Linked DNA regions of Mus musculus: region 2 is linked to region 1. A link is a loop called in an ENCODE intact Hi-C map of the cell type or tissue named here. Cell type or tissue: left cerebral cortex. All regions are shown on one strand. Each heading gives the region's core, and the rest is flanking DNA. Links, peaks and the distances in the headings are about the cores only.

Evidence for each region. Hi-C counts contacts between places; a loop is a spot of excess contacts. Peaks named below come from ENCODE experiments on the same cell type or tissue, not always from the same donor. Only the 100,000 strongest peaks of a DNase experiment are listed, where the experiment ranks them.
Region 2: it touches region 1 in a loop (7-fold over the local background); 3 of 42 quality-filtered maps call a loop at or near these places.

What each region holds. Positions count from the first base shown.
Region 1 is chr15:62,895,695-62,907,368 of GRCm38, forward strand. No RefSeq gene overlaps it. Among named protein-coding and RNA genes, the nearest start is that of Gm30113, 53 kb to the right of the region's middle. RefSeq lists an enhancer at 7,000-8,206. In left cerebral cortex, for the core only: no CTCF peak of the experiment used is centred there; DNase peaks (open chromatin) are centred at 2,106, 6,460 and 7,520.
Region 2 is chr15:62,947,211-62,958,884 of GRCm38, forward strand. It overlaps Gm30113 (a long non-coding RNA gene), which reads left to right and starts at 7,006. Exons shown (of 3, transcript XR_384131.2): 1 at 7,006-7,537; 2 at 8,030-8,162; 3 at 10,590-10,662. In left cerebral cortex, for the core only: no CTCF peak of the experiment used is centred there; DNase peaks (open chromatin) are centred at 5,473, 6,209, 7,253 and 7,929; H3K27ac peaks cover 1,289 bases.

The sequences.
Region 1 (11,674 bases), core at 1,860-9,859:
ATATGGTGCCTGAAACGTGTGACTTAGTTAAATTGTGAGGAATTCTCCCACTTTGAGAAAGTAATAGAGATGAGGCTAGATCGACTCAGACCATGTTTGTTTCCTGTAAGTGAGGCACTACAGAGGATTTCGTCTTTACTGTGGTGTTATGTACAAACACCTCCCTCAGAATGAGTTCAGTACATGTTTTGGTTCTAACATCCAAACATTTCCATATGGTCATCTGGCTTGGATTACCAAGTGTTGACTCTTCTATCCCTTCTTGCCTGTGTTAGTTCTCAGGGTATGGGGATGGGGACAGCAATGTTGAAGGGGAAAGTAGGTGAAAGTTTGTAGGTCATCTTCATAAAGACTGGGTGAGTCATTAGCAGAACCTACCAGCCACCTCTTGAAGCTTTTGCATCAAAAAAATCTTTAGCCTGACTGTAGGAGCTAGGGACACACACAGCTTTCTTGGGCTAATGATGGTATCGTGAGAGCTAGATTGCTTGTGACAAGTCCCATGATCAATATGTACTTCATATTAATTCAACAGAGCAGAAGTCATAATGTCAGTTCAGAGAACAAGTTATCTACCCTTAAGTCTGTTGATCCACTGCAGAGGCTACAGGAAATAATAGAAATAGCATTGGCTAGGATGGAGGCCATACTCCAGTCTGTACACCTTCCTTAAGGGGTTTGTGGAATAGATCTCAGATTTCTTCCCTCTCAATCATGGTGTCCATTCTGAACTATGAACCATCCCAGTTCAGCACATGTTAGTAAGCAGAGAACTAGACTCTCAAGTAATAAATGTTTTCTGATGTTTGCTATGAGCCAGACACTTTGCAACATTCTGCTAGAATGCTAAGTAAACAGAAAGACATGGACAAAGAAAACAATTAAACATTTAGAATCTGTTATGGGATATTAAAACAACAAAAGAAAATATGTCAAAGGAAGGCTACAAGGAATTTCTTTGTAATTTATACAGAAAGTATGTGTCAAAAGAAGTCAGATTGAAAGCAAAGCAGGATACCTATAAGCCAACATCTCTAAGATCTAAGGAGAAATGTTTGTACTTGTGGCATATAGGCTTTGGAGAGGCAAGGAGAAAACATAAAAACAAAAAAGGAATCCTGATTCTCTACCTCAAACTAGGCACCTGGTGATGGAAAGATTCTAGATATCTTAAGTCTTCCATTTCCTCTTTGGACTTAGTCACTAGGTTGATTTGCCATAATACATAACTAGGTACTTTAGTCTACACTTTGAACAACATTGTACAAAAGAATGCACCTAGTGGTCAGCCAAGCAGCTCTGCTAAACAACAGCAGGAGTATACAGACACCAGGGCATGTAGAGAACAGTGAGCTTGGGTAAGAACACCTGAGGGACGCCTCAGTTGGAGTTTGCACTAACCTGAAATATTCTCAGAATAGAATCTTAGGAAAGGTACTTTACTCTAGCCAAGTTGATAAATAAGACGACTTTAATGCATGTGCCCTGACTGGTCTCTGTTCTAAACCTAAAGGACTTATTCAGAGTGCAATAGACTCTAGTAAATATGATGCCCTGGCAGCCTTTCCTGAAAACTCCTCCTTCATGTTGCATGCTTGTTTCCCAATCCTATTTCCATGTCTCTGGCTTCAATCTACCTGGTATAACATCCTTAAAGTGCCCTTTTGGTCCTCTGGGAATAGTCGAGTTTTTAATACCATACTTTTCTGTGCACTTGCCTTTTGGATGACAACTGCTTTAGGCTATTATTACAACTGTTGTTATTGTTATTTTTTTGTTATTTTATGGCTTTGTTCCCCGAGAGACATTTATGTTCAACTCTATATGATATTGTTTTGCTTTCTCTTCCCATTCCATCAAATAGAGAAGGCTACAAGAATGCAATGTCGCTCTGGGGGACCCATTTATACAGAGTACAAATCCCACTTGTACCTCACAAAGGAACATGTTTAAGATCCAGCTTTTATAAACAGACCCTTGAATCTCAGCAAGAGGATTTGAAAAGTCAAACACTCCAGGGCCATGACTATAAAAGTAAAATTACAAGGCTTGGGAACCTTTCCAGAGACAGGCTTATTTCAAACACTGCTATCTCATAGGTGTTATTCTTAGCAGAACCTCCTTCAACACTCAGCTGCGATGGGAGTCTTCCTGGGGCTACCAAGGAAGCCATTATATAATCCTGAGTATACTTTCTCCCATTGGTTCCTATCATGAGCGCTAAGTATACCCCTTCCTCTCACTTCAAACTTCTCACACATTTCTTTAGGGATTTGACTCATCAGGAGCACATGCTTTCCCAGGTACATTGCTGGGGTCCAGAGATGATAAAATGGACACAATGAATGCCTCATACTTAAGAAATCACAAATAAGACAAGAAACTTCATAATCCAAAGAGACTAATGTCCTTTTGCAGATATAATAACCAAGTTACGATGCGGGGGTAATGGGAATGCATGATGGGTAGGGAACAGTTTTCCTAAGACATGAGGGGAAATACTTAAGCCTTCATTGAAAGGTAGAGGTAAGAACACGTCAAATGATTGGACAGCCTTGTGAAATCAGACACATTTCCTACCCTGAGCCTTCTGGACAGGGCTGTGGGTTTGTGGCCCTTCACTCCCAGGTCTGTGGAGATGTGACATACATGAATGTTCAGGCTGTATTTCCTTGCTGTTTTCTGTAGCTCTTCTGCCTAAACTCAGTAATGTGGACAGGCAGCTCTGTAAAATACTCACGTGCTAAATGTGACCCCCCAACACTTACTGCTAAACTACCCTGAGGCTATTCATTGACATTTTTCTTATAAAGCAGTACAAAAAGTAGTTCATGACCACTGCCAAGTTCAATCATTCTGGGACTGGTGGTTTGGTGAGTTTGTTCACATGACACCATCATAAGCACAAAACTGGCACAAAGCATACGTTCTAATAAACACTATAGCATCAGTACACAATATAAATTATCTACATGTATTTATGCATAAAGTTTAGAGGACAAGTTTTGGGAGTTGGATCTCATCATCGACCATATTGGTTCAGTAATTAATCTAAGGTTGTTAAGTATGACAGCAGATACCTTTACCTGCTGAGCCGTCTTGCCATGCATTTTTTTTTCGGTGTTTTAACGCTTTTCACTAACATATGATAGCTACATGTATTTATGGGTAAAGTATGATATATTACGCAAATACTCAATGTATACTGATCAGCTCCATATAAGTATCGTTATTATCTCCTGAGGTAATGTCCACATAGTTTGCTTTTCTCTAATGAAAACTAGGGCTCATAACTGTAGCCTCCCCTGTGATGGTTCTGTGAATGAGTGGAATAGACTGTTGTAGGACTCAGAATACTGATGATCTCTGGCGAGTTGTATAGAAAGGCACATCATGAAGAAGGCATTTTCTTCTTTCACATGAATTTTCTTCTTTTTACAAAAGAAGTACTTGAGAATTAAACTCACAACAATTCTCTTATTTACAACCCTAAAAGGTCTCCAAAAGGCCTTGTGACTTTAAGTCACTACAAATTTTGTACCTTCTATACTCTTCAGAAACATCATTTCAAGTAACCTCATAATAATGCAGAGGAATGTGTTCTGTTGTTTACCCCATTTTTGTAAGCCACTAAAATTAGGTCCAGTGTATAACCCAGGGCCATGAGTTAACTATTGTAGGACCTTAGAGGGGGCTAGAAGTTGGCTTTATTCTGACATACATTTTGAAGAGCTCCATACACAATGATTTCTATGGAACTTATTTCATAATAATTGATAACATATAATCAATAGACCTTCATCATTAATTTGTCCCATTGTATTCTATCATCTCTGAAACAACAGTGTTTCAGCTAAGAGGAGTAATAGCTTGGGAAAGCTGTGGCTGTGCCTTCATCCATTCATCTTTACTGTTAACCTGCACATTGTGTGTGTGTGGGGGGGGGGAGGGGTGGCAGCAAATCAGTGGTCATACTCACATTTAAATGTGCCTCCAAGATTTTCTACAAGTATTCGCAGGTACCTACATATATTTATAGGTAAATTATGATATATTGTAGAAATACTCAATGTATACTTATCAGTTCAAGAAAAGTCACATTATCATCTCCTAAGTTGACTTCCATATACCCTGCTTTTCTCTAATGGAAACTATAACTGATAACTGTAGCCTCCTGTGTGATAGTTCTCTGAATGAGTGGACTCTTGAAGATCCATGAGATAACATATATTATCACAGGAGCACTACAATGTACATTCATTCCAACATTTGTGTAATTCATTTGTGTAATTGAGTATTCACTGAGTTTTATCATAAAAAAAATATGTTAGTGACAACTTCATCATGTCTCTCCAAAGAGATGTTGGATGTAAGTCCCACAACTCCATACTCTAATCTTTCCTAATTGCGTGTCTTCTGTCTATCTGTCCAGCTTTGGAGTACCTGGACTGAGTGGATTAACTATAGAGCTCTTCTGTTTAGACCTGAATTTCTGCTCTTGAACAATAAGATCTCCTTACAGTGAACTCCACAATTCATCTTAGCTGTATCACTTTTACTATGAAGGGGGACCTTTTCTTCAATAATTTGCCTTAGATAAGAGTAAGCGTACTACACAGAATTGGATGCTCACAGTCAGCTATTGGATGGATCACAGGGCTCCCAATGGAGGAGCTAGAGAAAGTACCCAAGGAGCTAAAGGGATCTGCAAACCTATAGTTGGAACAACAATATGAACTAACCAGTACCCCGGAGGTCTTGACTCTAGCTGCATATGTATCAAAAGATGGCCTAGTCGAACATCACTGGAAAGAGAGGCCCATTGGACACACAAACTTTATATCCCCCAGTACAGGGGAACGCCTGGGCCAAAAAAATGAGAATGGATGGGTAGGGAAGTGGTGGGGGGAGGGTATGGGGGCCTTTTAGGATAGCATTGGAAATGTAATTGAGGAAAATACGTAATAAATAAATAAAAAAAAAAGAGTAAGCATACTACAACTCACAGAACAGAGCAGCTTGTCTATATAGACTTTATAAATAGGGATATGTTGGAACACAATCTAGTCATTTGTTCATGAATTATCTGGGACTATATTCATTCAACTATGGCAGGAGTACTCATGGCATAATCTTCATGACACCAAGACCACACATAGTCAGCAAGTTTTCCTGGCAAAGCTACATAATCCTTTACCTTAGTGTATGGATTTTATATGACTTATAAATATAACCCAGTTCACATAGACTTGGATTGTGAAGCAATGTAGTAAAATATTTATGACAGAAAGATATGGAATCATATGGCTTTTAAAATATTTGAATTTATTTTAGTGGAACATTGCTTTAAATTATACATTTAATGAGGGATCATTCCAGATGTATTGCTGCAACTATGACAAAGCAGTCAGAACAAAGGCAACCTAGGGGAGAAATTATTCATTTGCCTTCGAGGTCATAGACCATCAATGTGAGGAGTTAAGACAGGAGCTCAAGGCAGAACTATTTGTTCTCCCACAGAGCATTACCTCTAATAAGAGCACTCATTCACAGCTAAGGAGGCACAGCATAAACCATGAATGGACAATGGTTGATGACTCACTGCTAGACTGGGAGTTAGCTAATCTTCTAATACAGCATAGGGCCATTCGGCCAGGGAATGTTATATCCCAAATGGGATGTGCCCTCCTACTCAATTAATAAGACAATCCCCAACAGACATGGGTACTCACAAGTGAATCTGTTCTGGGAAATCCTTCAGTTGAGGCTGCTTTCCTAAAAGAATCTAGGTTGTGTCAGGTTGACAATTAAAACTCTAGCGGAAGTTCGGTGCGATGTTTTTGACACATATACTCCATCTGCAATTTGTAAGTTGAGATGAACATATCTAATTGTTTGAACTCATCACTTCTCATGGTGGAAACTTAACTGATTTTTGCATTATGCAGTTGCCAATTGTTATTCATACTCACTCTACTGAATGTCTACCTCTTATTATAGTATAATTTATTACACTTGTATGATCAACTTTTCAATCTTCCCCTTCCCCATCTTCCCAAGCCTACAGGAACCGGCATTTTATTGTAACTTTCTATGAGATCGATTCTTTTAGACCTCTATGTATGAGACAGATCAGAAATGGTACTTGACTTAGTTCATTTGATAGTATCACTTCCATGTTCTACCCATAGTGTTACAAATGACAGGAAAACATCTTCTCTTATAGCCAAATAATATTTCATCATACCTATGTATCACACTTCCTTCATCTACTCATCTGTTGATGGATGTGTGTGTTGTTTTCACTTCTCAGCTATTGTCAATAGTGCTGGAGTAAGCGTGGGACAGTACACATCTTTTCAACATACTGATTTAATTTCTTTTGGATATGTACCCAGAGCTAGTATTGCTAGATCATATGGTGGTTCTATTTTTAATTTTTTCGAGGAACCTCCATACTGTTTTCCATATGGCTGGACTGATTTGCATTCCCACCAGCAGTGTGCAAGGGTTTCCTTTTCTCTACACACAGCACTAGTTATCTTTGGTCTTTTTCGTAATGGCCATTCTTGACTGGGTCGAGGAAACAACTCCTGGTGGTTTTGATTTGCCTTCCTCTGATGATTAATGACATAACCTTTACTAGTGTCCAATCATCTGGGAAGTGTATCCCTCTAGCACACCCAGGAAGACTGGAAGAAGCACAGAAACTTACCAGTTTACTTCTTCTGACTCTTTCCCAGACATAGATCTTAGATTCATGCTATTCTACACCCTTGCCACCCACTGTACTCCTTCCTCTGAATTTGGGATGGCAGCCTCAATAGTGTGTGTGTCTTTGAAAGTTAAAACTATGCTGAACATGGATAAAAGCTAACTGGACACAATTAATCCTTAATCATTATTTGAGATGCAAGCAGACACCCTAAAGTTCAGGAAGCCAGACTTCCTGGATATATCCTCCTTGGGAAGTACAACCAACACTCTTCCGTTTCCAAGTTTTCACAGTTCTGTTGCTGTGGGCACTCCTTTCTGTCTAGATGGTAATTGCTTTCACTTCCTGGGAGCTATCATCCCTGAAAAAGCGTTGCATCCTGACTCAGGATGCTGAGGGCGGTGGCATGTGTGTTACAGAAAAGGCAAAGAATAAATTGTTTATTGACTGTCTTAAAAAAAAATACACCAGATAGGCCTATGTACTTAGCAGATGGGCATCTGGACAGATGACAAATAATCATCTTTTGTTTGAAAATTAAAATAGAACCAATGGGGTAAAAGGTGTAGAAAATGCTCCCTTCTTATTTCCTGAGAGTGGAAAACAAACCCCACCCCGCCCCCACCCCTTTCACTTGTTCAAGAGAGGTCTGCACTTTGGAGCTAGTAAATCTGCTTGGCAGGTAATCTGCTACCCATCTGCCAGCTGCTTCGTTGGCAAAAGGCACATCACCATCGCCATGGCAACTCACAGGCAGGCAAAGGGCACGCAGGCCTGGCTGGAGGCCAAGGTAATCCGATGGCACTGGGCTTTGTTAATAGAAAGAGAAAAGCAAGTGGGCCAGAGCGTCTTGCCTCTGCCTTTGCCAGTAAAGGCTGGACGGGAGCAGAGAGCAGGGCTAATTAACCCGCTGGACCAGCTGTTGACTGCCTCTTGCCAAATCCGACAAGTGGCCAAGGTTTGTCTATTCCTAACCCTTGTCATCTTCCAGGGAGGCTGGACCCTGGGGGAACAAGAGCCTTTTCTCAATGATGTCATCTGAGTATTTGTAGAATTTCCTCTTTGTGGGAAAGTTTTCTGGCAAAGTATAAAGAGACTTGACTTCCCTCGGAAGACCCCGTTTCCTTTTGAATGTTGAAGCGATTTTTTCTAAATGAGAAACAAATCTGGGATTATAGGGAGAAGCAGGATGGTGGGGGTGGTGGGATATCCGTGCTTTAGGCCGTGCATTGTATTAGGAATCCCATCTGAGGCGCCTTTCATCCACCAACATTGCTTAAAAGAGCACACATCCCACAGAATGATGAGTACAAATGAATTGTTTTCAAAAGACCATGTCGTGAGGGAAAGGGAGCTCACACATATTAATTTCTTACGTTATGACAGGAAGGACACGTGTATGACACACCTGTACCCGAATGCAGAGACGATGACTTAAGTCTGCAAGGTCAGGGTTAAAACTGCACAGGGGAACACAGTTTCTTCAAGGTGGAGCTCACTAAAGCCTACATCTGATAAACAGCCTCCTTCTCTTCCCTTCTCCTCTTCTTCCTTCTCCTTCTAGTCCTCCTCTTCCTCTACATCATCATCATTTGCCTACACTAATAGTTCACTGATACAGGATTATTGATGTAATCATCCTGAAGAATGTTTTATTGCTTAAGGAAAAAATAACCTGACAAAATATTTTTATGAATCAATCAGCATGCTAGTGATAAAAGATTTACAAAGCTAAAGAACCTAGCTCGGCATCAATTTTATTTCAGATTATAATCCTACATTGTGTCTTATGCATGAAGCATTTCGTGTGCGTTGCCATTATAATGCAAAATACATGTTCTAATCCCATTTTGTGAAGAAGGCAATTAACATGTAGGAAGCATAAAGAAGACATGTAAAAATAGAGTACAAGACAACAGACTGAGCCACAGTTGAAAATCTGGACTATGACAGCTACATATGTTTGCAACCTTAAAGCCATAACAAGTGGAACTCAGTCTATAGAAGGGAGAAAAAAGGATTCCCATGATTGAGAAACTGAATGAACATGAGAAAGGGCAGTGGAGACAGTAAAACAGGCTGACCCTTTGCCCCTGGAAGTCCACCCACAATCAGGAAACACGAATGTCTGATCTCTGAAGCTAGATTATTTTTTTCCTGGATAGAAATAGTACTTCCAGTGGGAAAGTGGTCATGATGGAGAGGGAAAGAAATTCTAGGGTTGTCTGTGGCCTTGGCTTGTAACATTTACAGCATTTATCACTAAGAAAAAAGCAAGTTGTAGGTTATCACAGAGCAGACACCCACTTGAGAACAATTATTGTATCACTGTCATCTCACTTAATGCTTATGTTGTCTCCATGAGATCAGAACTAATGTTTTATAAGTTCCCTGACATCTATGAAGAACTGAGTTGCAGAACACAGTGTAATGACCTATGCTAAGGACAAGCTTAGCATAGGCATCTTTCTTTCCCCTGTCTCATTGTAATCCTTGCTTTCTTGGATACACCATGCAGATCCTTACAGTTCCAAGGGTAGGAATGATGTGTTTGAAACTGACTGTGAATGAACCTGGGTAAGGGCAATCAGAAGTTGAGAAGAAATAGATGTTCAAGAAAGGATGCTTAATAGTAACATGAAGCAGGAACAGGCAATCCCTCTTCCATTCAAAGAGCCAGAATGAAGATGGAAAGTGAAGACATTCTGGCACAGGTCAGTTTAGGGAGACATCAAGAGCTAAATGGATAAGAAACTCACGAATCAACTGTGGAAATGATGAATATCCAAAACGATACTTAAGGACTGTCATGGTACAAGAGAGCCATCTATGTGGCCAGGGGCTTGGGCAATACCTAGACTTATGTTTTCATTTCCAGTGATAATATTTTTATTGATCATTTCATTCATGCACATAAAAAGCTTTGAGTATATTTATACCATTTCCTCTCCTCCAATTTCTCCTCTGTATTTCCACCATTCCTCCCTTCCAACTTCATGCACTCTCTCTCTTTACAATCCTCTAAATCTCCTCAGCGATGATGCTTTTAAACTGAGAGAACATCTTCCAGGGGTCTCACTACATAGACTTTTCCTAGCAATTCTGTGAAATACTTATCTTTGATCTCTGTTTTACAAGGAAAGACACTGATCCTACACATATAGGCATAATATGTGTTTGCTATGTCACATTATCTATTCACTGGTCAGGAAGAATTGGGATATGGCTTATCTGGGTCTGCTTCACAGTTTCTGTAAAGGCTACAATTAAGAAGTCTCCTGAGACTGAGAATATCTCTGAACATTTAACCGGAGAAGGATCTGTTTCCAGGTTAACACATTTGGTAGAATTCAACTTCCCAACTATGCCCTCATTCTTCACTGACTCTTGGTTACAGATCACCCCTCCCCCCAGGTTCCTTGTCTCATGAGAGTTTTCCATGGAGTCATTTGCATCATCAAAGCCAGTGATACAATATTTTATAATGTAATTGTTAAGATGTCGACTCACAATATTGTGCTATACTAGTATTTAAAAAAAGAGTCATTTAAGGGATGGCAGTCGCACAAATCGAGGAATACCAAGATGTGTTGATCATCTGGTGACATTTTAGATGTTATCTATCCTAACTTGCAGGCCCCAAGAAGCAAAAACTAGACTCTCACTCTATTTCCAGAATCCATGCATTTAATCTGTGTTCATAATCACCAGGCTTTCAAGCACACAGTCACATTATCTTCGGTTAAAGCTTTAAGTCATAATTGCTTTTTTTTCTATGGGAAGTTCATTGCTGTTACTTGGACTTAAAGATTGTTGCTCTTTTGAACTATAATGTGTATGATATGTCTTATATATTCACATTCCTGTGTGTGCTGAAGGACACCCAAATTAACTGACGTATAGGTTATTAAGGGCAACACTGTTGAATTGGAGTGCATTCCATTGAAGGAATTAGGAAACCTCAGGATGTAAAATGGGTACTATACTGAACTATATCACATCACCCTAGTATTAAAATTTTCCTTCTGGTTTTTTTTTTTTTTTTTTGGTTTTTCGAGACAGGGTTTCTCTGCATAGCTCTGGCTGTCCTGGAACTCACTCTGTAGACCAGGCTGGCCTCGAACTCAGAAATCCACCTGCCTCTGCCTCCCGAGTGCTGGAATTAAAGGTGTGCACTACCATCACCCGGCTCCTTCTGCTATGAAGCCTTACTCATTCTTTAGTTCCTTTCAGAAAGTGGTACTGAAGGTTTTCTTATAATAAAATTGTCCAAGGGCCTAACGTGGAGGGAAGCCTACAAGTGTGGCCTATCCATGAAACACTGGAAGAAATCAATGCAGATTCCAAAATAGTCAAGGGCATCTTTATTTTTGTTTTTAACTTTTTATTATTTTCTTTATTTATATTTCAAATGTTATCCCCTTTCCTAGTTTTCCCTCCCAAAACCCCCTATCCCTTCCCCTCACCCCTGCTCACCAACCTACCCACTCCTGTTTCCTGGCCCTGGCAGTCCCCTATACTAGGACATAGAACTTTCACAGGACCAAGGGCCTCTCCTCCCATTGATGACTGACCAGGCTATCCTCTGCTACATATGCAGCTAGAGCCATGAGTCCCACCATGTGTTTTCTTTGGTGATTTAGTCCCAGGGAGCTCTGGGGGTACTGGTTAGTTCATATTGTTGTTCTTCCTATGGGGTGGCAGACCCCTTCATCTCCTTGGGTACTTTCTCTAGCTCCTTCATTGGGTATCCTGTGCTCCGTTCAATAGATGGCTTTGAGCATCCACTTCTGCATTTGCCAGGCATTGGCAGAGCCTCTCAGGAGACAGCTATATCAGGCTCCTGTCAGCAAGCTCCAAGGGCACCTTTTAAGAATAACCCTTGTCCTGGCTAGTTTTATGGCAACTTGACCCAAACAAGAGTCATTTATAAAGAGGGAAGACTAATTTTGAAAGTGG
Region 2 (11,674 bases), core at 2,228-10,227, 52 kb after region 1:
ATGTTAAAAGATAAAGATTACCTGGATCATACAAAGGTGACCATCATAATCAAAAGTTTGTTTGACAAAGATAGGCAGAAAAGAAGGTCCCAGTTGAATATGGAAGGCAACACAGAGACAGGTAGCACTGTTGATATTAGGCCAGTGCGATGTAGTGCCTACTCCTGACCTTCGGAACTACAAGCTAGTGTACTGGGTTATTTTAAGCAACAGGTTTTTGTGAGTGATTATCACACCGGCCAGAAGAAGGAAATACAAAGACAGACAGACTGAAACAAGAGTTTAAATTGAGCTCTTTAAGACCTCACCTTTCTTACTTTCATCTCTAGCCCTCCTTCTCTCTCTCCCTCCTCCTACCCCCACGTGGCCATGGCCAGACTCTCTCTCTCTCTCTCTCTCTCTGTCTCTGTCTCTGTCTCTGTCTCTGTCTCTGTCTCTCTCTTTACCTTCTCTCTTTCTTCCTGCCTTTCTACAATAAAACTATATAACCATAAAAAAAAATCTGTATTGAGTAAATCCTCATCTGTGAATGGCTTGTTTGCTTGGAAATGACACTAGACCTTCATCTGTGGTTTCTCTTAACAAAACCCCTCAACAACGAAGCCATTGGTGCATTTACTATTACTTAATTTACAACTAGTTAAAGGGAGTTTATTATCAAAGTCTGTTTAGTTGTATTTCATTACTATGTTCCCATTCCTCCTTTCTGGAGTGATAATGTATATTCTCTTTCATTGTGAGTTAGAAATGCACAGTATGTTCACTGACTGCATGTTTAGATTTTCTTAAAGTGCTTGCAAGTTTTTTTGTATATTTTGTTAAATATTATAAAACTGTAGTTGCTAGTAGTTTTATCATTAAGATTTCAGTAAATTAATTTTAGTAAACATTTTAAAACCCAATTTATCAGTTTTAGGAAATTTACAATGGATATAATTTGCATTTTTTAGTTAGTTCCTTTATTATTTGAGATTATGATCAAATAATTATATCACTTCTCTTGCCCTGTGTTTTTTAAAATAATTAATTGAATTTATTTTCTGGTAGTGTGTATTTTAATTTTTTTGAGAATTTTATGTATGAGTACTGTAAAATTAGCTACCAGTGATACCATGAAGATAATTCTATGCTTATGCTATAAAAGTTATACTTTTCATATTTATAACTAAAACCTATCTCGAGGTAACTGCTACATGTGTGGAGGACACGGAGGTATGTGACATTGTTGACATTATTGTAAGTAATAACTAAAAAGTGAGTAGCTCAAAACAGATACGGAGTTCCTCACATTCTTAGAGGTTGAATCCCAAGCGAGGTACTGTCAGGAGCACTTAGGTGTATTCCACTCATGACTTTTCCACTTCTTGGTGGTTCTAGGCATTCCAAAGCTTCTGCCCTTTCCATCACGTCAGTTCCTCACTGCATCTTTCCATGCCCGTATCTCTGTCTTCTCCCTTTGATTTCTCTTATGAAATATATGTCATCAGACATGATCTCATCTTAATCCCTTAACTTAACTTTAGCTACTAAGAAATTTTCCCAACAAGATCACAATTGAAGGTTCTGGGCAAACATATCATTTTGGGTCCACCATTCATGTCACCATGAAGGTTAGATTTTCTTTCACATTTTGAAAGTGTGGAAATGTAATTGCTTTGACCTTTGAGAATAGTCTATGGGGAATATTTTCCCCACATTGACTTTTATTTGTAGCCTTGTCAAGAATCCACTGATTGTGTATTTAAGTCTCTGTTTCTACAAGTTAAGAACATTTTGGCATGTTTTAAATTTGTATGGTCATATCATCTAAAAATAGGAGTGATTTTTTTCTTTTCTTATTGTCCTACCTTTTTTTTATTAGATATTTTCTTCATTTACATTTCAAATGCTATCCCCAATGCCTCCTATACACTTCCCCTGCTCTGCTTCCCAACCCACCCACTCCCACTTCCTGACCCTGGCGTGCCCCTCTCCTGGGGCATATAATCTTCGCAAGACCAAGGGCCTCTCCTCCCATTGATGGCCGACTAGGCCATCTTCTGCTACATATGCAACTAGAGACAACTAGATTGTTGTTCCTCCTATAGGGTTGCAGACTCCTTTAGCTCCTTGGGTACTTTCTCTAGCTCCTTCATTTGGGGCCCTGTGTTCCATCCTATAGATGACTGTTATTGTCCTACCTTTATTCCTCTCTCTCTCATAATTTTTTTTTGTAAAGACTAAACTGAAGAAAATTAGTGTAGCACTGACTTTAGAGAAAATGCTTCCAGGATTTTCCCATATAGCATAGTATTGTCTACACAGTCTTTGTAATATAATGTGACTTATGTTGACTGGTGAGACTTCTATTGTAAGTTTCACCAGGAATTTAACAAAAGGTGATGTGGGAAGCCGTTGCAGAGTGGCAGTTGCAGAGTGGCAGTTGGCTACTGCTGGCCACCACACATACATAGGCAGTGAAGGTTCTTTTGCCAAGACAAGTTAACCAATCAGATGAGAGAGAACGCCTCTCCTAGGTCTATGTAAGCAGCACCAGTTCTGGGCTCAGGGTCTTTTCGCCTCTACAATCAAGCTCTCCCAATAAACGTGTGCAGAAGGATCCTGTTGCAGCGTCGTTCTTCCTGGCCAGTCGAGCGCGCGCAAGAGGTGATGAGGATTTTGTCAAAACCCATTTCTCCCTTTTCCTGAGGTGGTGTTATGGTTCTTTTGTCCTTGGAGCTACTTATATGATACACTATTTATTAATTTATATACACTAAACCATTTTGTAGGCCTAGAATAACTTGTATATATTTTAATATATCACTGAGTTACTGTTTTGTGAAAATTTTGCATTTAGTTTCATCATGGAAACTGGACTGTCTCTTTCTAGTTTTGTTTCTGAGTTTCTATTTGCTTTATCTATGTAGTAACTGCTTTATACAATCAGTTTCATAGTGTCTCTTCCCTTCTAGTTTATGCAGAAATCTAAGAAGTACTGGCATTACTTCTTTTTAAAAGCTCTAGAACAGATCAACAGTGAATCTGTCCATTGATTAATATTTCTTTGTTGGGAAACAGTTACTTCTTCAATTTAATTGATTATTATAGATTTGCATAGACTGTTTATTTCTTTTAAATTCAATTTGGTAGATTTTATGTATCCAGAAATGTATTTATTCTTTCTAGATTCTCCAAGTTCCTGAAATAAAAGTATTTAAAATATGTTGCTGAACTTATGGCACTAAGATTTTTTTGTTTGTTTACAAATCTAAAACCCAGTACTTCTAGAATTCATTTTCTTTATAACATCTATAATATGGGACTGAAACATTGTCTTCAGTTTCATGAACACATATGAGTGAGTTGTGGCCTAATCCATCATGCAGGCTTTCATATTCATTACTATTTCCTCATATCTTTTCACTTTTTAATTTGGAACATTCTGGATTCCTTTCTTTCACACTACTTAGCTTTAGTGAGTTTATAGATCTATCTTTTTATTGGTGAGCTTAATTGCATATTATCTGATCCACTTACTGCCCCTGTTTATAAGAGATTCTTGTCTCTGGCCCTTCTCAGGAAATCAGGCATATACACGGGACTTACTTTTGTTCGTGGCATGTAAGCTGTAAGAGAATCTGGTTTTTATTCTCTTCCTCTGTAACAAAGTACGTCACATCCAGATGGAGAACAACTGAACCTGCACTCTAGTACAAAGATACAAAATTCTGGTTTCGTAGAGCTGGTGAGCTGCTAATATATCCCAGCCTTAGTCAACCAACAATGGGAAATTAGATACTGACATAGGATGTAACTTGTTCTATATCTAAAGCCACCTCACAAACAATAGATAAACAAAAAGAAAGCAGATAGAAACCTTACCTCCATTAAAGATTCCACAAGATTGAGCAGCTGATCAGAATTTCCAGGATTGTGGACTGTTAGATTATTTATTTTTTAAACCTAAATTACCCTTAACTATAGTAAGCCCCCTTACTACAGTTTAATGTAGCTTGCCCATGTCAGAGTCTAATTTAGTATTCTTTTGGTTTTAGATTTTTATTTTTGTTTTTAACTTTGTGTATATGTGTGGTTTTATGCACCTAAGTGCAATGTCTGCAGGGGATGAAGAGGGTCTCTGATCTCCTAGACAGGGATTTACTGGCAGCTAGCTACCTGACGTAAGCATTGGGAATCAGATTCAGGGCCTGTGAATGAGCAGCAAGCTCTTTTAAGCTCAGAGCCATCTCCCCAGCCACTAACCTAACAGCACACCAGCCAGTATTAAGTCCAATTCTAAGAATGTAATTAGACAGCATTTAGGGAGATTCGTCTGCTCTGCTCTCACTAGCCTACCTGATTTTCCTCCAAATGTATTTTAAAGGTTTCTTGATTTATGGTTTTCTTCTGGTCAATAACTATAAAAAAACTTCATAAAAGTGTGAACACATTAGAACACAGCGCTTGAGGAAACCTGAACCCATGATCCCAGACCATGGCTCACTTATATTTGTCCCCAGATCTAAGACTTACTCCATTGGTGTTAAGAGTTGCTTTGAGGTGTCAAGAAGGATATGCCCAAGTTTAAAATTATCCCTTTCAAATCCTATGGGTTTTTTAAAATTTTATTTGTAATTCATTTTTACACTCCATATTCCATCCCCTGCCCCTCCCCTCCCATTCTCCAACTGCTCTACATCCTATGCCTCTTCCCCAGCACACCCGGTCTCCATATGGATGCCCCCACCCTCCACCCCATCTGACCTCTAAACTCCTTGAGGCCTCCAGTCTCTTGAGGGTTAGGTGCATCATTTCTGAATGAACATAGACCTGGAAGTCCTCTACTATATGTGTGTTGGGGGCCTCATATCAGCTGGTGTAGTTGTCTGTTTGGTGGTTGAGTGTTTGAAAGATCTCGGGGGTCCAGATCAATTAAGACTGCTGGTCCTATTACTGAGGCTATGGAGTGCTCACAAAAAGGGACTAGCATGACCGCACTCCAAAAGACCCAACAAGCATCTGAAAGAGTCAGATGCAGAGATTTGCATCCAACCAATGGACAGAAGACGCTAACCCCTGTTGTTGAATTAGAGAAGGCTGAAAGAAGCTGAAGAGAAGGTGGATCATATAGGAGGACCAGCAGTCTTAATTACTCTTGACCCCCCAAAATCCTATGGATTTTAAAGAAGAATACATTTCATATTTATATCTTGTAAGGTGTCTTTTCTGATCCAAATGGCCTCAAATTAAATGCCCAGGTAAATGTACACAAATTTGTATGAATGCTGAAATTCATTTTCTATACTTAGGAGTTTCTGGGTCTGAGAGAAAGGATAATATAAGCCTTTGGCTGAAGGCTGATGGTTTGAAAGCACCTGACTGCTTGTAAATAATCTTCTAAGCCAAATTTCCTGTAAGAGCTCAGGGCTGGGACCACCAATAGACCACTCAACAGCACTAGACAACACTCTCAGTGTGGCCTAGGACGGCGATCCCTAAAGCCCTGGGGATTAGTTCTTAATAGACTGAAGCCTGAAGTCCAAGTTATAAGATGGTTGTCTCTGCAGAGAGATCAATGCTAATGAAGGGATTTGTACCTAGCTACAAAGAATAGAATTTAAACCCTCTCAGTTCTGTGTCATGAATAAACATATTTCTTTTTTCATGAATTATTCTAAGAGAAGGAAAACAAACAAACAAACAGGCTTTCCTCCAGGATGAAGCATGCCTAGATATTTGGCTTTCGTTCATTGAGTCCATCTTGAAATCCTTGTTTAAAATGACTTAAATCACCACAGAAACACAGCCTCCCTCTGAGCTAATCTGCTCAGGGATGCCCAGAAGACTGTGAGCTGAATAGTAAGTCTGAGTGGACTGCCTGGTACAGACGGGTCTCTTGAGAGCATGAAGGCACCAGTTTCCTCCACATAAAAGGGAATGGAACACATTTGCTCTGTTTTCTGCTTTTCTGTTGTGAAATATGAGAAACGCTTTCAAGAAGTTCCTTAGGAATCCCTGAGAATAAACTATTCCTGGCCCCACACATCCCTTTCTCGTTGTGGAAATCAGATTACAGCCTCCCAGTGATTTCTCAGAAGAAAATCAAAGCCTACTACTCCGGAAACATCCAAAAATCCTCTCCCTTCCCCAGAACACACTAGTGGTTGCGCTGCTCCTCCAGCACTGTGGGAGTCTGAGTTCATATCCTGGTATTGCCAAGGAGATGACATCACTGCTGCTTTCCATAATGAGTTCTTCCATATGTGCTGCTTGCTGAGAAAAACACATATGTGGAAACTGTAGATGAAATATGTATGCGCTGTGAGCCTACTCCAACTTCCTCTCCTCAAGGAAACAACCAAGGATGCTATTCAAACACAATTTAAAGGACACGTTGAAATAACATTCTCTTCTGTGAATTTAAAACAATCCCCAAGTCTGCAAGGACTTAACTCTCTCCAAGTGATGCATAAACCTTTTGTGAACTGTGTTTAACACAAGGGGTTGTCTTTATGGGAGTCACTAGCTAACCACAGACAAAAGAATGAGGACTGTTTTTTAAGGGCTTATATAACATGCTGTGTACTAGTGGAGTGTTTATGCTCATGCTAAAGTTCCTCAGATGGTGTCATTCTTCCCACTGAGAAGTCAACAGAGATGCTGAGTTAGATGACTTGTGCAGGCACAGGCCCCACCGAGAAGCAGGGGGCACCTGAATCTCCTTCTACCTCAGTGTATCAGGGAACAGTGCCTGGAATGAACAGTATCTGAGATTGCAGAGTGATAAGACAATTTGAAATAGGATTTCTTGCCCAATTTCCACCCTGGAATGCTTCCTAACCTGTTCACTTGATCTTTTTTTTTTTTTTTTTAACCGTGGCAGGTACTTTAAAGCCTTTCAGAAGCCCCCACCCCAGAAAGCACATTGAGTTAAGTCTTGGAGCTTCTGTCCTTCTTTAAGCACAAACTGAACTCCCAAGGAAGTTTTGCTCTTGACTGAGTTTAAACTTAATGGTGGCAGATCTGTGTCACCGTGGTGTCATTAATTCTTGCACAGGTGTATGCATTCCTTTTCTTCTTATCTTTCTTAAGTTCTTGCTTAAGAGCTAGGAGAATGAATGCTGGTTCTCTAATATAAGAGGGATGTGTCCCTTCCTAATCTTGCTAGGTAGGCAATAGGATGCCACTCCCCTGAAGCCTTTGGGGTTCGGCTGCTGACTGCCTCTTGTTTCCCATCGTTTACTTTCCCAGCCCCTTCTCTCATTTCCATTCTGAGCAACTCAGTGAGATAATTTCCCCGCGTTTCGATTCTGGGCTGTTTCAGTGTTGCGTGTAGTCATGAGTTTTCAGGTTGACCAGTCTCTACAGTTGAATGTGGCTCTTCACCAGGTCTGAAATGAATAGTGTTGATGCTAAACGCAAATCCTCCTCTCCCCCACGCCCCGCCCCCTGAGAACTGCCATCCAATCATGTTCTCCAGTCCCCAGGAAGATCTGCCCATCTCTCTGTGAGCAGGGATCAATACTGAGTCACCACAGTGACACTAATCAACCTTGTAAGTATCCTTCCTCATTGTTAAGACATACTTGGGGAAATGTCAGAGTAAAGAATGTCCTCCCTGCTATCATAGGAGTCCATGCAAAGGAGTTTATTCTGTTCACCGAGTATAGCCCAGAATCATTAGTTTCCAGCTTCATGAGGATCTTTTGTGAGAATCTTCATTTCACTGATTTTTCTAAGGAGCCCTTGGAAATATGCAGGCATATCCTAAACATTTTGAGAGTATTTGTCTGGAGCCAAGACTCCAAAGGAATCTGAAATTTATACTTAACAGAAAACTCCACACTTGCCAGTTACTGAGCTCCGCACCACATGGTTCTGGGGAAGGAAATGAAAGAATCAGCTGAAAGGGAGGGAGGAGGCAAGATTTGGTTGTTAGCAGTGAAGGACAGAAGGCAGAATTAGAAATGTTTTATTCTTCACTCATTGATGCCAGCTTTTGTTCTATACAAGTTTATTTTTAAAAATGTGGATGCTCCATTTTCAGAGGCTGATCTAAAAATACATGCCTGCATGCCTGAGGCTACAATGTGTACATAAATCCAAACCCACAGAAGAAAGTGGTTGTATTCAGGACCAAAGGAGACCACAGAACTGAGCTGAAGGATCCCTTCCAGGAGGTGGGTGACATATTATACACATTTATATAGTGTCAGAGTTGATTTTATGAGTGGGTAGAACAAGTTTTGTAGGTGACAACTTTAAAGGACATGAGAGAAGGGAATCTTACAGGTATGATCCCACATTGGCCCTTCATCCTTTCTAAAATGACAGCTCCATCATCCTAAATCTATAAGACCAGGGTCACCATTGAGCTGGGGTGATATCTCCATAGATTACTTTTGGGATTCTTTCTGATCTCCGCCTCCACAGTTACCTGGCAATAGCCAGGTATGCTCCTCCTCACAGTTACCTGGCAATAGCCAGGTAGGCCTGGCTCACTATGAAAGGGCCTGCTTACCCCCTTTCCCCCACCCCCTCACCCCCCACCTCTCTTGTTCTCTTACTCTCTTGCCTCTTTCCCTCTTGCTACCCCTCTCTCCCCACTCCCTTCCCCTCCTCTCCACGTGGTCATGGTCAGACACTAATTCTCTACTTTCTCTTTCTCTCTGCCTCTATTACTCTCTTAACTTCCCTCCCCATGCCCTAAATAAACTCTATTCTATACTATACCACACATGGCTAGTACCTCATGGGGGAAGGAATGTCTCACCATGGGCCAGCTGAGGTACCCTCTTCCCCTATACCTCACCACACCCCATAGAAAATGTTCTTATACTTCCTTTATCTTTTTATGATCACAACAATCATCATCATAGTTTGCTTTCATAAGTAGGACTACTTTACTACACATAATGATGATATAAATCAAGTACAGTCATGAACCATATACGGTATTTGAGCCAATAATGAAGACTATATTACTTAGTGATGTCATAATCATCTTTCCAATGATTTTTCTCACTGTAATGAAATCACCTAAGAATATATTTCTAGAACACATAACTGACTTAAAGAGACATACGTCTCTATGATATTATAATTTAGTAGATTATCAGCATAATTAAGGACAATTTAGTAACTTGTCAAGAGCCATACTCATAGAAATAAAATATTTGATTCCAATGCTTATGTACCAGATGAGAGGTGGCATGCTTAGAGATTAAGAGTACATCCAGAATCCTCCATCAGAATTCCTGGGTCTGTGTAAGCACTACTAACTTTTTAATCATGATAAAGCTTTTTAAAAGGGATTTTTTTTAAAAAAATTTATGTATGTAGGTGTTTTGTCTGCATGTTTTTATGATACCGTGTGTGTGCAGTACCTACAGAGGCAAGAAGAGGGCATTGCATCCCTTGTAACAGAAGTTACAGATAGTGCTATTTGGGAATCAAACCTGGCTCCTTGAGTCTTTGCCAGAGTCTTATTTTCAGCCCCCACAGGGAAATATTTTACTTTTCTGCTCCTTGGCTGCATCATATGAGTAAATCAAAGAACAATAATATAAAGTTTCTTATTAAAATGTCTGTTATAAAGTCATGGAGGAACTTAGGCTCTTGGGTCTTGATGGCCCTTCACTTTGTATTACTGAGTCACACAAGTCTACTGGACTAAATGACTAATGTTCCTTTTATAAATATAGAGAATCTCACAAGTTACATGCTTGGCCAGTTTACATCTATATGGATGGACACCATTTAAATACTCCAGTTGAGACTAGTGAAAGCATAAGGCTTTTCAGGGTTGTGAAAAATTAAGCATGGTACATGGAATGATAACAGAGATGGAAAAAAAATGGGATAGTTAATTATGTTATCATTATGACAACGTTCCCAAGTAAATCAACTGAAAGGACTTATTTTGTCTTCCACTTTCTGTCCATGTTTGCTTGCCCCAATGGCTTTTGGGTTTTTACTGAAGTAATCAATTATGACAGAAGCACCTTGGAGAAGAAAGGTTCTCATTTCACGATGGCCAAGAAAGAAAGAGTGAGGAAGATGACCTGGGGTAGAATAGCTCCAACCTATAAGGACCCCTCTACACTTAGGCCCTATCTCTTAAAGTTCCTACCCCACAACATTAATGCTATAAGGTGGAGCCATAGCCTTGTACACATGAGAATGTGTGGGACATTACAGATGGAACAGCAGGTTTCTGTGCCTAACATAGGGGCAGCATAGTGGACACTTTGAGCCACTGCAAAGTAGGGAAGGGGTAAGAAAATACAGATGAGTTCAGATTCTTGCCCTGGAGTTATAATACCCAAATCTACTGAACTAGAGTGACAAGGTACAGCTTAATAAGAGAAGAAATATATGCTTTAGTTAACCAGCACATATTCATGGGAGCCTTGCAACGGTAGACATTGAACAATAGGCACATGGTTAAGGCTTAAATAACCCATGCAAAGGGAAAGAACTGGGCAGGGGTGGTCATCACACACTTTAGAGTGATTATAAATAATCTGTTAGGAGAAATGAATAGCTTGAGATATAGACTTGTGACAAAGTTCGTGAGAACTATAGGTGCTATGTTCTATTTTCAGTTTCTCCCTCTGTGATGGAAGTTGAGACTATTTTGAATCTATCATGAGTCAGAGGATGAAGAGAATCATGTTCCTGTCTGGCAGGTACAGACTTCATGGAGACAGGGCCCTTGGAGATGTTTGCAATGTTTCCTACTCCCAGATGCTCTCAGTGTGAGGTCTAGAAAGTGCCATATTTGGGGGGTACTTTTTTGTTTTTGTTTTTGTTTTGAGCCTCAACACTAAGTATGGAAGAGGCTAGTATACTTCTATAAGGAAGCAGACAATATGTACTTTCAAGGCTACAGGCCATGGTCCATCAGTTACCTCTGTCGTTCTACCACTAAAGCTGTTTAAGCACAGGTGTACAATCTGCAAGCAAATGAATGACTGTGGCTGTGCTCCAATGATGCTCTGTCTCTGAACAGTAAAGGTGAATCCCACATCACTTTTATGTGGTGTTAAACATCATTCTCCTTTCCCCAGTTACTTAAAAATACAAAAAACATTCTTCATTCAGGTTAGATATGAACAGGCAGTGGGTAGAATCCAACTCATAGACTAGAGTATGTCTGCCTTTTGTGTGGGACCCATAACTGAAGATTCTGCTTCATGGGGTAGAGACAACCCACAGTCACACTCAGGACCTAATCTTTCAGGATCCAGTCAAGAACTAATTCCTTGGGCAAAAAGGAACGGGGGCCTTGAAGTATTTTTTGCTTACTGAGACTCAAGCTGTCTTGTTGTAGACTTTATCTTGTTAACATCCCCAAAGTCTCTGAGAAGCATCAGTGCTGATCTCCGCATGGCCCTGGTGGGGACAGAGTGACATGGTTTCTGCCCCTGGAACAGAGGCCCAGTGTGAGCCTCCAAGAGTGTAGATGGCTTCTGAGGAACTAAGGCTTGTTTGTGTAATAATGTACATATTTTCACATCCCCCCCAGGAATGTCCACTCTGTTAAGATTAATGATTCCATGATAATCTGACAAAGCAGGAGTCTAGGAGTCAAGGGTGTGGCTAATGTCTTAGCAAACTGGTAAAAAAAAAAAAAAAAAAAAGGACCTTGAGAACAGCCCTTGAGGCTATGGGAAAGTGCTCTAAATAC